3 separate regions of the Homo sapiens genome follow, and regions 1 and 2 are each linked to region 3. The links are chromatin contacts, found by Hi-C in ENCODE. All regions are on one chromosome and are shown on one strand. Each heading gives the region's core, a stretch centred on a gene start or an enhancer-like site at or near the end of the contact. The rest is flanking DNA. Distances are from core to core; before and after follow the strand shown.

Region 1 (2,956 bases), core at 435-2,934, 410 kb before region 3:
CTCGGGAGGCTGAGGCAGGAGAATGGCAGGAACCCGGCAGGCGGAGCTTGCAGTGAGCCGAGATCGCACCACTGCACTCCAGCCTGGGTGACAGAGCGAGACTCTGTCTCAAAAAAAAAAAAAAAAAAAAAAAAAAAAAGACATATAAGTGGCCAAGAAATGTATGAAACAATGCTCAACATCACTAATCAACAGAAAAATGAAAATCAAAACCATGATGAGATACCATCCCATACCTGTCAGAATGGCTATTATGAAAAACTCAAAAAACAACAGATGCTTGCAAGGCTGTGGAGAAAAGGGAAATCTTATACACTGTTGGTGGGAATGTAAATTGTTTCACCCACTGTGGAAAGCAGTTTGAAGAGTTCTCAAAAAACTTAAAACAGAACTACCATCTGACCCAGCAATCCCATTACTAGGTATATATCCAAAAGAAAATGCATAATCTGATCCTGCAACCCCATTACTTAGGTATATATATCCAAAAGAAAATAAATCATTCTACCAAAAGACATATGAACTTGTATATTTATCACCATGCTATTCACAATAGCGAAGACATGGAATCAACCTAAGTGTCCATCAATGGTGGATTGGATAAAGAAAATGTGGTGCATATACACCATGGAATACTACACAGCCATTAAAAAGAATGAAACCATGTTCTTTGCAACAACACAGATGCAGCTGGAAGCCATTATACTAAGCAAATTAATGCAGGAACAGAAAACCAAATACTGCATGTTCTCACATATAAGTGGGAGCTAAACATTGAGTACTCATGGACATAGACACTCGGGACATGGACATAGACACTCGGGACTAATAGAAGGGGGAAGGAGGCAAGGGTTGAAAAACTAACTGTTGAGTATTATGCTCACTATCTGGGTAATGGGATAATTCAAATCTAAGCATTCCATAATATACCCATGCAATAAAACTGCACATCCCTTGAATCTAAAATAAAAGTTAAAATTATTTGTAAAAAAGAAAAAAGAATGTAACCATTAACAATAAAAAAAGAAGTTAAAGACTATTGACACTTCCTGAAAATGTATGACTCGAGAAATACTATGTTGTACTTAACACTACATATAAGTACACATCAAGGCAACATCATGACAAGGCTGACTTTTGAAGCCATCTCATCCCACACAAAATAATTAGAAAAATGGATACAATGAATCCAAATTAATTTTTAAATGTATCACTGAAATATGTAGAATTATGTGTCAATTATAAATTTAAAAATTAATTTAAAAATACATAACTGAGATTGAAATTAAGAAAGAGAAATCCTGGGCCAGTTGTGATGGCTCACGCCTGTAATCCCAGCACTTTGGGAGGCTGAGGCAGGCAGAGTTCGAGACCAACCTGAGCAACTTTACAAAAAAATACAAAAAATTAGCAGGGCATGGTGGCACGTGCCTATAGTTTCAGTTACTTGGGAGGCTGAGGTAGGAGGATTGTTTGAGCCTGAGAGGTTAAGGCTGTGGTAAGCTGAGATCAGGCCACTGCACTCCATCCAGCCTGAGAGACAGGGTGAGACCCTGTCTCAAACACACACACACACACACACACACACACACACACACAGAGAGAGAAGGGGGGGAGAGAGAGAGATAGAGAGAGAGAGAGAGAAATCCTCGGGGAGAGGAAATAAATAGAATATTGAAAATCAATGTAGTGAGTAAGAGCTAAACCCAGTGACTTATGGAGGAGACAGAATGGGGTAAATCCCTAGGGGGAGGGCCATGATTTTAGCACATACCAGGGTTCTGGATTTGAGTCTAAAGTCCCATGCAACACTGGCACCTAGAAATGGGCTCTTTAATAAATCTGACAGCCAGTCCATAAAATGAAAATTAGAATACCCTTACCACTAAGACGATGAAGCAGCAAAGAAGCAAGTCAACTACTCTGTGCTATGGGAGAAAAAAAGACACAGGAAGCACATCTCTGAACCTTGCTAATGCTATTGTGTGAATTTACATTATCCTGTCTATGTGGAAAACCCCAACTGAGAAATTCTTATATAAATTGAAACTACTGGGCCCTTGGTAGAATGAAATGTGCCCCTTGTCACAAGAAACCTCCACAAACCAGTGCACTTGATGCCTGTGGAAAAAACTCCCACTGAAGATGAGTTCTTAGAAAAAATGTACAATCCTCAAGAGGAGACAAAGAACTAGGGAAGAGAGAGCTCTGGGATGCAATGAATTAGAGAAACCACATCTAAAGAAATACAGAGAATAGAAAAATACAAAAATGCTTTAAATTAAGGATATCTACAATATTCAAAGAGAAGAAAGGAGGAGAAATCATAATAGACAGACATATTGCAAAGGATAGGGCATATTTAAGAAAGAACACAACAGAAATTCTAAAAGTGAAAAATAGAGTAATTCACACTTCCACATCCAGACAGCATAATTAGAATCAGACTTTCCCTGCTATCATAAACAATTTAACTGGATAAAATATAAAGTGATTGTTTTCATACATTAATTGCCCCAACAATTGTGCTGCTTTCTTCATAGAGATGAGTTTTGGACCACAACCGAGACAGGGAAGGCCCAAGCAGAGCACAGTGGGCTCCTAGACTTTAAGAGATAGAGATCAAGGTTCAGGGAGTCTGAGGTGGCAGGACTTTCCTGGGGAAAGTACATAATAGAGCCAAAGACAGAAAGAGCTCCAGAAATCTGTCTAAGGGCCACCTCAAGTCATTGTGTAAGAGGGAGCACAGGACTGTGACCTTAGGAGAAGGAAAATAAACAAGGTGAGCTGCATGCATCACAGGAACAACTCGTTACCTACAGACAGTTACCAGGTTACAGCCCAGAGAGCCAGCAGTCTTGAGTTGAGTGGTCAGAGGCTGGGGTTTGGTGGACAAGGGCAGAAGATCAGAGAAGGAGGTGCTGCACAGAGACCTGCAGAGGGGTACTCTCAAGTC
Region 2 (3,164 bases), core at 249-2,748, 340 kb after region 3:
TGCATTTCCCCCTGTCTGCCCCAGACTCCAGAGGCAGTTAAGGGCAGAAGACACCAGCCCCAGAGCATGGGGGCTCTACCACCTCCCAAACTGACCTGTGCCCAAACCTGGACTTTCATTCTAATCCCAGTGGCCTTGCCGACATCAGTTGGACTAATTTTTTCCTGTAATTAAAAGGAACACCCCCCAACTCCATCTCTAATCCCACATAATTAGCTCTCTGATTGCCAGTGCTGGGCAGGAAACCTCCTGTTTGGAGAGGGATTTTGGACAGAAAGATTAGGCAAACACTATGCAGGAAGCTGCGCTGGGAAAACAGGCTGTTCTCAAAGTTTGTTGTTAAAAGAGATTTGTGGTGGGCAAAAGGGCCTGATTCCCTACAGGTGGTCTGAGCTGCCTCTGACCCTGTCGGGTTCTCCAACAAATGGGTCGCTTTTCTTGGCTTTCAAGATCCTCCCTGTGGTGGAGCCCTGCAGTGGGCTCTATCTCCAGCACATGGGGCAAGGAGTATTCCCAGGAAGCACATTCCTTCCTGCTCCCAGGGAGGACTGTGCTTCTCTGCATGGGAGAGGGAGGGAGAGCCGCATAGGCATCTACCCCCACAGGCTAGCTGGGCGATGGTCAAAGGTTACTGAAATATGGCAGGTGACAACAAAACCACCATGACTCCAATCAACCTAGGGAGTGGGAGAAATGCCAGGAAAATGGGGAAACCCCTTCCCTAGAGGCTCTGGGGAGGGCTCCTCAGAGCTGGGCATTGATTCTCCCAGCCAATGTTGTCCTTTGTCCATCTAACAGGCACTGCATTATCATCTGCTAGGCTGAGGGTATGCTGAAGGTAATGACATTTTGTTTGTTTCTATCACCTAATTTTTCTTTTTTGATCTTCATGATCATCCTGTGGGGGGAAGTACCTTCCCATAGAAGAGGAACTGAGTCCTGGTGAAAGCACACAACTCCCTCAAAATCACCAAGCAAACAGCTGGGGAGCCTATGCTAAAGTACCAGGCTCCAGGAAGACGGCTGCCCCTGCTCTTTGCACAATCCCACGTCCTCCAGCTCGTGCTCTTTCTGTCTTGAGAGTCTGGGCATTTAGGATGTTGGAGTCAGAGGAGACTGGGGACACCAGCCATCCAAGGGGATTTAGGACTCTGACAGCCAAGGGCTGGTCAACTCCTCTGTGAAGATCTGAAAGTCTGGTGCTACCGTGACGCCCACTTGCAATTCTTGCTGACATGGACTGGAGCTGGCATTCTCAGGCCCTCTAAATAACCTCAGGAGGGCCGGATCTCTGATGCTGCTTCGCCATCTCTGTACTACTCAAAGCCGTAAGATTATTCACTCTGGTTCTCAGAGAGGAAGGGGCAGGAACTGAAGCCAGGGGCTGGTGAGTGGGAGGGTGAACCTGTGCTTCCAGAGCCAGGGAGGGACAGCAGGGGCTGGTGGGCTGGCACTTGGGGGATTTTACAGCCTGCTGGTTGAGGTGCCTGGCCCTGCTCCTCCACCATGGCTTCTGCAGTGAGCTCAGGACATGGGGGAGGGAGCCAGGCCATGGATGGATTCCAGATGGGCTATCAGGTTTGCCCACAGTCGACTGTAAGGCTCCTCTGGTCTCGGCAGCTCCCTCAGCTCTGATTCAGCTGCACTCGGAAGGCCTGCTATGGAATGCCAGTGAAACCCAACCCGTCTCTCCCACCAGAGCCTCCCTCACTCCTTCTGCTACCAGAGATAGATAGCATGTTTTTTCTCTGTCCCTTCTTCCCTTCATTAGTACAACCCCCCCCGCCCAGAAGTAGAAAGGGTTATTGCGGGGAATTTAGTTGACAGCTGGGCCTCTGGCTCTGGAGCTCTGAACTATTTCCCCCTGGGAAGAGTAGCTGTATAAGGTTCTGGGTTCAAGTTCTGGGTATTTGAGAACAGTGTGCTTGTAAGGAGAGCCACGGGGTGGAGGAGAAACTCCTTGTGTCCCTCTGATTGCCAGATCAGTCTAGCTGGCCCTGACCCAGGCATGGGAGGGAGGAACACAGAACTAGGTAGAACACGGCAGCCAGATATCTGATACTCAACAGCATCTCATTGTTGCGTGGCTTCCACACAGGAACGTCATCTCATTCAATCTGCCCAACAGGCTGGAAGAAAGACAAGCCTTCTTTATCCCCAATCTGCAGACAGATATACCAAGGCTCTGAGAGGTTTAGAGCACAGATTTGGTTTTGGTCTCCTGAATCTTGCCATAAACATTTTTGAGGACCTGCTATGTGCTAAGGATAGCATTCATGCTCTGGGGCACAGAAACAAATGCAACACAGATCATGCCACAGAAACCAGTGCTGTTTTCCTATGTCACATAATTCATAGATTAATTATTCTCAGAGAGGGCCCACTGGGCCTTGTACTATAATAGACTTTTACACGTCCCCATCTCTCCACTGCTATTTTAAAAAGATCAAGTTCATTTCTACCTTGTAGAGACAGGAAGGAATTACTGCAAGTGGCATGAGGGAATCACATCAGGATTTCCTGCCTCAGTTTCCCCTTTGTTATCAAAATTCTGCTTTCTGGTGATTTGCTTCTGGAGTTTTCAGAATATTCCATCTCAGCCTCCTCCACCCAGAGCTGCTGCTCCTAGTCGCCCAGGTCTGCCTTGGATCCTTTGTTAATGACTGGCAGGCTGGAGGTGATGTTGCCTTATCAGGGTTGATTAGTTGGGCTGAAATTTACATTTTGCTTCAGAAAACCAGTCTGGAATCTCTGGCAGAAAGCAGCAGGGATCCAGCTTCAATAGAGAATGCCCCTGAGGCCCAGGCATTTGAATGAACCACAGAAGCCTTTTCTACCCTCTCCCTCTCCTTCCTCAATCCCCTTCTCACCTCTCCCCTCACACCAGAAGGCTGGTGAACTGCAGCAAAGGGCTCTCTGAATGTGCTTGCAGAAGAAAAGGCTTTATTTTATTTTTTGCTTCTTCAAAGAAAATATGAAGCTCCCTCCAGCCTCTCTGGAGAATCAGCTAGGGAACAGTCTGTCTCAAAATGCCATTAAAACATCTCTCAAATTAAAAACAGTCCTGAAATGTGCAACTTCACGAGAGAGTAGATTACTAATACGCAAATGGTGGACTCTGACCACCTGAGGGCACGGACGAGTGGCCAAGGCTCTGTCCTATG
Region 3 (3,220 bases), core at 288-2,787:
ACCCAGGACTGTGTCCAAGGGTGGGACTAGGCGGCTCTGCCCCTAGAGCCACCTTCATTGCGGCAGCCACCACTGTGCCTGCCTCTGCTGTGCTTTTGCCCCCCCTTCCCCTCCTCCGTCATAGCCCCCGCCCCCCGCCCACTCTGCGGAACTGGCACAGCAGGACAGAAAAACCAACGCCACCATGTCGGAGACCAGCAGAAATGGCTCCAAAATGGCAGCTCATCAGAGGAGTCCAGAAAGATCATAAACCCACCCAGGGAAAAGAGGGGAAGCCAGTGACAAGGGGAGTAAACTGTCAAAACTACCTCCCAACCAAGCCCCCGATAATCATCACATCTTTTCCTTCAGAAACATCCTCTCAAAAATCAGATGGGACATGAGTGAAAGAAGGGTGCCACCCCCTCCACCAGAGAGGCCCTAGGGGCCATAGGTGGTATGGGGCACTCAGAAGGATGTTCTGTAGCCTCTTCCCCAAGATGAGGCTAGAAAACCACCACTTTTGTCCTCAAGCTTGGCTCCTGCCAGTAACTAGACAAGAGTTAGCCCTCCCAGGGATTGCAGTCCTTCACTGCTACCCAGTCAGACCCTCCCCAGCTCTATGGGCCCTGGGGAGCAAGAAGGTAGGGTTGCAAGGAAGGGCCGAGAAGGCGCGTGCCATGCCCTCAGTTATGTAATAAGAAGGGCGGTGCTCGTCCTAGGCCAGAGACCCAGGGCGCACTGCGCTTCCAGATGCGCAGTCACGGGTGGGGGCCACTGCGCATGGCGCAGGGCTTGGTAAACCCCCTCCCCACAAACGTGAGACCTGCGACAAAGACAGGTTAGAGAGCCGGGACCCTGATTTTTCGAGGCCTCCCTCCCCCAACCAAAGGCGGACAGCCTGCTGCCCTAGTTTTATTCTGATTCTCCTCATTCCCTAGACTGACAAACCTTTCTAACCCGGGGCCTCCAAACCTCCCGTCTCCCACTGACTTTTCTGGAAATCCCACCAGATGCGGAGTTTCGAGCAATTTCCTGGGGTCAGTCCCCCATCCTCACCTTTCCAAGCACCACGTAGTAGTAGCTTCCAGAAGGTAGATCTTTCCCATACTGGGCTCAGCTCACAACTGGCTCTTGAGGGCCTCTGGACAGCCCCGGACGTCAATGCAAATCTGTTGTCCCCAGGGAGTAGCCCAGAGTCAGCAGGAAGCCCAGGGTGGTGGCAGTATCAGCAGCAGCAGCTCTGCCCTACCTTGCCCATGCGTTTCCAGGGGAGCCAAGAATTATTTTGCCGCAACACTGAGGTGTGGCTGATTGGAAAATTCCCTTTTCCAACACCAAACTACAGAATAAATATTTTCTTCCAATTTGGTCAACCCTCTGCATACCCATCTCCCTAGCATTCTTCCCTCTAAATAAAAAGTTTTGGGAGCCCTGAGCTCTTCCTCCTTATAGTGCGTGAAATTTTAAAAGGCATAGGAAGAGGCTTCAACTGGGCAGTCAAAAGCAGGCATAGACACAGGAGCCTACGCACACCCCTAAAGAGATTTTAGAAAGCTGCTGGGCTTCTCCCCGCTCCCCTTTAAGCAAGTGAAATGCAAATTCAGATTTGATACCCTGCCCTGAGCCAATCAAAAAAAGCTTTTCACCTGCCATTGGCCCACCCACCAATCAGAGGAAGTGTCTGGAGGGAGAGCCCTCCCCTGGCCAATGGAAGGCCAGCTCAGTCACTTAGTTAATGATGCAGCAGTACAGGGAAGGCCATCACATGTGAACTGGAAGGGAGCCAACATGGAGACACAGAGAGCGCAAGGTAAACAACTTTCCAACGCCAAAAGGATGACATTTAATCTCTAAATGCTAGCTTCCCTTCTTAGCTCATCCTTAACCCCTCTCAGCTGGCCACAGAGACCCCAGGAGCCTCACTACCTGTCCCCATAGAGCTCCTAACCAGATGCAACAGTGACTGCGTCACCATTCCCCACTTTTCCCAACTACGCAGTGACAAACCTACCAGCTTTACCCCACTTCTCCCAGCCCACACCCCACCCTGGCCACTCGGCTCCCCACCAGCCTCAGAATCCCAGGGCCAGACCTTTCAATAAGGCAACCCCTGGGAAAAAACTGTCCCTCTGTCTTCCTTTCGGCACTTCTCACTCCCTTACCTTCCACATAAGACCTGCACGGACAGACAGATGGACGCTGACACCCAAACAACTTGGAGAACCAGTCTGTCTGTCCACTAGAAGGAAATAGGGTAAAAGCTGGGAGGTCAGGTGGGAAGCAGGGGATGGTTCACTCCTCTCACCTCTACCCTGGTCAGGCTTGAGCAGCTGACACTAGGGAAAAGAAATTAAAGTGGGAAAAAACCCTCCCTCAGAGAAATAAATAGCAAAAATCGAGAAAGAAGGTGAGAAAGACAGAGCACCCACATACACAGAGACAGCGCCCCTGATCCCAGCAAATACATACGTGGGGGAAGAAGGGGGTTACGCCATCAAGTCCTGAAGCCCGTCGGACCACCCATCGCCGCCTGCGCAGACCCAAATCTTGGTCCCGCCGTAAGGTGCCGCAGTCCCGAATGTTCCAGAATTTGGTCCCATCAAACCCTCCACCGTCGCCCCACAACCTCTTGCTCCCACCCCTGCCCCCCACCACCACCCCACCTCCTCCCCACGGGAACCGCCCGTGCCACCTTGCGTGTCATCTCCTAGCCTAGGCTACCCAGAGGCCTCTGGCCCTGACAGATCTCTGAACGCTCAGCAAGTGAGCTGGCAGAACCTGGTGCCCGGTGTTGCTATGACTTGTTTCTTGATTTCTCTCTCTCTCTCTGCTGCAGCACGGCTGTTGCTAGCAGACCTATCGACGGAGCTTGCTTGCTCGCTCGCTCTCTCACTCTCTCTCTCTCTCTCTCTCTCTCTCTCTCTCTCAGCTCTGTGACGCAGATCTAAATTCTCCAGTCTGCTCCTTGTGTTGCAAGAGCAGAACTGCAGCTTTTCCCCTGGAGAGCCGGAGGGCAGTGCCAAGGCTGGTCAAACAAGGCAAAAAAAGTTGGGCCTACACTCTGCTTCCTTGGCCACACTTTTCAGCTCACACCCTCCCACCTCACCCCTCCTGCACCTCACTGCTCTGGGGCATAGAGGTCCCTGTCCTTTCAGGCTCACTCCTTCCCTGAGGCCTTCTCAGGCATAAGAGTAGCTTAACTCTTTGAGTGGCAGCCCCCAGTGCCCAGACAGGGCTG

The links. A loop is a pair of places that touch in the nucleus more often than their neighbours do. Pooled maps may share reads with other maps.
Region 1: a loop to region 3 is called in a pooled map, with 5 times the contacts of the local background. The contact joins the enhancer-like site here to the promoter of MIR29B2CHG in region 3. A Hi-C loop is called at or near these places in 2 of 37 single-sample maps with no recorded cell type and 4 of 50 pooled maps.
Region 2: a loop to region 3 is called in a map of gastrocnemius medialis, with 2.8 times the contacts of the local background. The contact joins the enhancer-like site here to the promoter of MIR29B2CHG in region 3. A Hi-C loop is called at or near these places in 2 of 168 maps with a recorded cell type or tissue (gastrocnemius medialis and sigmoid colon) and 1 of 50 pooled maps.

The regions. Positions count from the first base shown.
Region 1 is chr1:207,410,352-207,413,307 of GRCh38, forward strand. The region is part of intron 1 of LOC124904498 (a long non-coding RNA gene); the gene reads right to left. Among named protein-coding and RNA genes, the nearest start is that of CR2, 42 kb to the right of the region's middle. Within about 2 kb of position 1,685, at least 2 of the 41 ENCODE cell types and tissues checked have a DNase peak (open chromatin) inside an H3K27ac peak, as active enhancers do.
Region 2 is chr1:208,158,438-208,161,601 of GRCh38, forward strand. All of the region lies in intron 3 of PLXNA2 (plexin A2), which reads right to left. Among named protein-coding and RNA genes, the nearest start is that of PLXNA2, 84 kb to the right of the region's middle. RefSeq lists enhancers at 956-1,468, 1,469-1,979. Within about 2 kb of position 1,499, at least 13 of the 41 ENCODE cell types and tissues checked have a DNase peak (open chromatin) inside an H3K27ac peak, as active enhancers do; they include gastrocnemius medialis, where a contact is called at or near this core.
Region 3 is chr1:207,821,166-207,824,385 of GRCh38, forward strand. MIR29B2CHG (MIR29B2 and MIR29C host gene) reads right to left here and starts at 1,538. Exons shown (of 6, transcript NR_135299.1): 1 at 1,039-1,538. LOC148696 (a long non-coding RNA gene) reads left to right here. Exons shown (of 1, transcript NR_026817.1): 1 at 1-1,431. RefSeq lists enhancers at 1,229-1,408, 3,179-3,220 and a silencer at 1,549-1,728.